Regions from separate parts of the Homo sapiens genome. Here region 1 is linked to region 2. A link is an interaction called in ENCODE POLR2A ChIA-PET data of the cell type or tissue named here. Cell type or tissue: HepG2. All regions are shown on one strand. Region 1 holds the start of UBE2J2 (ubiquitin conjugating enzyme E2 J2). Region 2 overlaps LOC124903819 (a long non-coding RNA gene).

Region 1 (2,500 bases), 150 kb after region 2:
GTACACTCTTCGCTGCCCACCTCCCACCGGGCTGAGGCCCGACCTTTCAGCCGCTTCCTATCTGGGTCTGGCAAGAGGATGGCAACCGGACTAGAGTTAAATACACACGCACTAAGTGGCAGGCACTGAAAAGGACGCCAGGAGGTGACACCTGGCCAGGGGCTGAAAGGATGCAGGGAACTGGCAGGTGTGGATGGCGAGGCCCGGCGCCGCTTAGAGACTTGTTCCGGGCTCGTGTCTCACTCGCCGGCCGGCGGTGGTCTCCCACTGTCACCGCCCGGGTTTCCCAGAAACGCTGGCCCTAAGCACAGTCCCGGGCACGCTCGTTTCTCTCGGGGTTTACGGGGCAGTCTGGAGTCTAACAGTTCAGGGGCGAGGCGACGGCGGGCTCGACGGCAGCCCTCCCCCGACACAGACTCCCGTGATCCACTGACGAACCAGGATCGAGGCTGCCCGTCCTGGGGCAGCTGCAAGTGTCCCAGCTGACGGGAAACCCGGCCGAGTGGTCAAGTCCCCGACATGACCCTGACCCGGAGCTCCGGGAGCCCGCCGTAACCGACCTCGGGTTCCGCGCAGGCAGGCTCGGGCCGGGGCCCCGCGGGCGGCGGGCGCGAACGGAGAAGCGTCGCGCAGGGTCCCCAGCAGCCCCGGGCCGCCGCTGTGGCCGGCTCCGGCAGGGGGGACGAGCGGGCCCGAGGACCCGGCGCAGGCCTGCGAGCGCGCTCACCTCTCCCTGTCGCTGCGCGTGGGCCGCCGCCGCGCTCAGGCTCGCCGTAGTCGAGGCCGGAGCAGGGTGCGGAAAAGCGGGGCCCGCGCCCGAAACAGCCGCACCGCCCCGGGATTGGGCCCACCGAACCCGCCGCAGCGCCGCCGCCGCCGCCTCAGCCTCCAAGATGGCCGCTCGCGGGGCGGAACCAGCCTAGCTTCTGCTTCCGGTGCGCGGTCCGGGGCGGTGAGGAGGGAGGGGGAGGGCTGGCCGCTCTAGGCAGACTGGCGGACCGCGCCCACGACTCTCTGTCGCCGTCGACCCCGGGGTGGGGGATGGGGCGGGGGGCGGGGCGGCGCTTGCGCACTGGCGGGCGGCTCCGGGCACCGTTAGTGGGCGCGAGAGCCCCAGACCCCGAAGCCGCGCGCTTCCCTCCCCATGTGCCACGGCCCAGGGCGGCAGGCCCGGCTGAGGGCGACCCCGGTGGAGAAAGAACCCCGACCCTCCCGCCTCCCGGCTCCCGCCTTGTCCTCCGCTCCCACGCCCCACCCGGCCCTTAGGGGAGGCGCGGCGCGGCCCGGGCATGGAGCGTCCCGGGCCCCTGGAGGCTCAGTGGAGGGTTGGGCTCCAGGGAGCTCAGAGCTCTCTCGTTCAGGGACCCGAGAGTGACACGCGTGGCATCTCTTTGCAACCCACGTCCGCGCCGCAGCACCCTCCCCTGCAGGTGCCTGCCCAGCCCCGGGATGCCCCTGACCTCCCCTTGGACAGACTGCAGAAAGCGCGGGGCGCTGCGTCCTCTCCACCTCTCTCTGACCCCAGACACATTGGGAGAGAGCGGTAGGTGGCGGGGCGCTGGGGTGGGACGCTGGGGGCAGGCGCGCAGCCCACCGCCTCCCTGAGAGGCCGCTGAGGACAGCGGGGAGCTGAGGGTGGTCCCCTGGTGGGGGATCAGGAGGTGGACCTCGCCACCTGGCTGCCTGTGGCCCTCTCCTTTGCCCCAACCCTGACTGCCTCTCAGGAACAACCACAGGTCAGCAAGGTGGCTGAATATTGAGGGTCAGTCCCGCTGTGGCTACGGGCAGAGGGCAGGCTGTGTCCATGCTCAGCCCTGACTCTGGCCCTCTGGGACACCTTGGTGGGTCTGAGACGTTGCTGCAGGCCGTGGGGCAGAAGCCAGGAGGAGTGTCCACGCAGCCTCAGCCCGTGGGAATCCAGCCTGCCTCCATTACTGCCGTCACCGGCTCCACCTTCGGAGAACATCTCAGCATCCAGCCTCCTTCCTCTGCCTCCTCTCAGGCCTCTGCCGTTCCCATGCAGGGCAGGCCAAACTGTTTTCACAGCATGGAAAGTTATGTGAGGGAAGCCACACCGGCCGCAGATACAGGCACCAGCACATCCACTCGCATGCACACTCACGGCTGTGGCCCGCGGCAGATGGAGGCCCGCTCTGCCTTGTCTGTCCCTCAGTAGTGTGCGATGACAGCACACCTGTGGGGGCCCTGCAGCTGGGAAGACTGCAGCGAGGCTCAACTCAGAGGCCCCTGCTCAGGAGCATGGCTGAGTCACACCCCAGGGAGAAGGTGCCCCGGACAGGTGTGGCCAGCACGTCTTGCCAAGACCCCACCACCCCACCCACCCGCATCTGTGGCCTTCTGGTAAGCAGGACACAGGCTGCCCAGGCCTCTAGCCATAGAGCCGATGGCCTTGGCCAGTGGGATCGGCACAAGCAGCTAGGTTGGTGGCAGATGGTGGCTGTAACCTTCTCAACCCTGAGATTGCCCTCTGAGGGCAGGA
Region 2 (2,500 bases):
ACACCTGCGCACACTCCTGCACACACAGTGCACACACCTGCACACACACCTGTGCACACACACCTGTGCACACGCCACACACCCGTGCACAAACCTGAGCACACCTGCACACACACCTGAAAACACACCTGCGCACACCTGAGCACACATCTGCACTCACCTGTGCACACACCTACACACACACCTGAGCACACCCCACCCACACCCCCATGCACACACCTGTGCACACCACACACACCTGCACATACACCTGAGCACACATCTGCACACACCTGAGCACACACCTGCGCACACACCTCAGCACGTATCTGCAAACACTTGAGCACACACCTGAGCACACACCTGCACACACTCCTGCGCACACTCTACATACACTTGAGCACACACCTGGGCACACACCTGCACACACCTGCGCACACACCTGCACACACTCCTGCACACACCTGCGCACATGCCACACACACCTGAGCACACACCTGTGCACACTCCTGCGCGCACACACCTGCACACACGCCACACACCTGTGCACACACCTGCGCACACCACTGCATACACACCTGAGAACACACACCTGTGCACACACCTGCGCACACCACTGCATACACACCTGAGCACACACCTGCACACACACTTGGGCACCCACCTATGCACACACGCCTGGGCACACACCTGCACACACACCTGGACACACACCTGGGCACACACCTATGCACACACATGCCCTGCAGTTGAGCTCTGAGAAACCACCACCCTGTCCACTTCGCAATTGTGCTTCCTGCTACGTCCACAGCTCTGAGTTTCTGAGCTCTGGAAGCAGACGTGGTAAACGTGCATGTTCCAGCCACTGCATGTGGGGTCACTTGTTACACGGCAGCAGCTAACTCATGCAGGAAGCCACGTGAATTCTGGGCGTGGTTGGGGCCTCCTCCTGCACCCAGTCCGCTCACTGCTTGGGGCTGCCACATGCGTGGGGTTGCTGCCTCTGAGACCTCACATTCCCGGGTTCCCTCAGCCTCTGTTCTATTGGAAACTGCAGCCCTGTGGGCACAGGCAGGGCAGGCACTGCAGGTTCTCTTTGGAAGGAGCTTCGCAGGCTGAGGGTGGGGCCCTTCGCCACCCACTGCCCCACCCAGGGAGAGGCTGCCTCGCATCAGCTCCGGGGTCTCCACGTTCTCCAGACCCCAAGAACCCCTTGGCCTTGCAGAGTCTCTGTGAGTCAGGAGCTCAGCGCTGGAAGATGCATCCAGGTCAGGCAGAGACCCCTGGTCCAGCCTCCCCCTCACTTGCTGCTGGCCTGGGCCACGGCACTGCTGCAGGCTCCGCGGACTTTAGGCTCATTTAATGCCTGACCCTGAGTGGCAAGCCCCACCCTGGGCAAATATTTATTTGACAAATAAGGGCTCACCAGGACGAAGGCCATGGAAGGCTTTCCCCAGGGCAGCCGCTGAGCGGCTGTGGAGGCCGAGGGGTCTGTCCGCCTGGGGGAGGCAGGAGGGATGTGGGGAAAGGGGGGCCTCTGACCGTGAGTCCCCAGATCGGTTCAGGGGCGGTGGGAGCCCCGGCTGCTGGAGCCTGGTCTGCGTGGTACAAGACGGCCCCCGTGCCTGCTCTCTCTGTTCTGATGAGAGGATAGGGAAGGCCATGGTGCTGGAGGAGCTCCCGGCTCCCGGGGCTGTGGCCCAGAAAGACGCCCCAGGGTGGCACTCAGACAGTGAGGTGGCCTGTTGACCCCACAGGGAAGTGCTTGGTCTCAGGGCCCAGTACAGCTGCCCCCACAGGAGCCTCTACCACAGAAGCAGGCATGGAGGAGCTCGGAGGACCGTGGCGGGGACAGGGGAGGGTGTGTGTCTGCCTCGAGGCCTCTCCTCCAGGCCTTCCTCTCCTTCAAAGGGACTGCCGCGGCCGAGGTGTGGCCTGCAGGGGTGGACTCTGAGGCCAGCAGGGGCCCGCCCGACACCTCACCTGAGCTACACTCTTCCCCTGACAGAGGTGGCCGATGGGGCTGGCTGAGCTGGGCCTTTTATGCAGGAATGGACGCCCTTGGGGTCAGCCTCAGGGGTTAACCCTTAGCATCCTCTCAGGCCAGGATTCCAGGAAAGATGTTTCCTCCACAGGCCCTCAAGTTACCCCAGGGCAAAGAGTGGATGGCCCAGGCCCTGTGCAGAAAGAGTCCTGGGTCCTCCGTCCTCTTCCAACCTCCTGCTGAGAGTCCCAGGCAAGCACAGATTCCCAGGCTGGGGTATCCCATCCAGACTTTCGCCCTCTGTACCCTTCGTGCTGGGCCTGGGGTGGAGTGTACTTGGAGGGGACCCATCCTCAATCCACCTCGTTCCGGAGAGCTGAGCCCTCAAGAAGCCCAGGAGAGCAGCTCGGGGGAGCACGGACCCTGCTTCCAGCCCTGGGCCATTCGCCCGCTGGAAAAAAATCCCCAAAATTTGCTGATAAATATAAGAAAGTCACAGCAGCCTTCAAACAAGCAGACTCCATAGACAGACTCCAG

Evidence for each region. ChIA-PET counts read pairs that join two places held together with the same protein. Peaks named below come from ENCODE experiments on the same cell type or tissue, not always from the same donor. Only the 100,000 strongest peaks of a DNase experiment are listed, where the experiment ranks them.
Region 1: POLR2A ChIA-PET joins it to region 2 with 13 read pairs; 12 of 35 experiments call an interaction of 5 or more read pairs at or near these places.

Annotation. Positions count from the first base shown.
Region 1 is chr1:1,272,939-1,275,438 of GRCh38, forward strand. It overlaps UBE2J2 (ubiquitin conjugating enzyme E2 J2), which reads right to left and starts at 916. Exons shown (of 7, transcript NM_058167.3): 1 at 728-916. LINC01786 (long intergenic non-protein coding RNA 1786) reads left to right here and starts at 1,064. Exons shown (of 3, transcript NR_185846.1): 1 at 1,064-1,543; 2 at 1,865-2,361. RefSeq lists enhancers at 1-63, 64-571, 1,762-2,400 and silencers at 761-1,340, 1,501-1,550. In HepG2, no CTCF peak of the experiment used is centred here; a DNase peak (open chromatin) is centred at 963; H3K4me3 peaks cover 1,891 bases.
Region 2 is chr1:1,123,532-1,126,031 of GRCh38, forward strand. It overlaps LOC124903819 (a long non-coding RNA gene), which reads right to left. Exons shown (of 2, transcript XR_007065349.1): 2 at 1-2,500. Among named protein-coding and RNA genes, the nearest start is that of C1orf159, 8.7 kb to the left of the region's middle. RefSeq lists an enhancer at 1-244. In HepG2, no CTCF peak of the experiment used is centred here; DNase peaks (open chromatin) are centred at 1,370 and 1,910; H3K4me3 peaks cover 586 bases.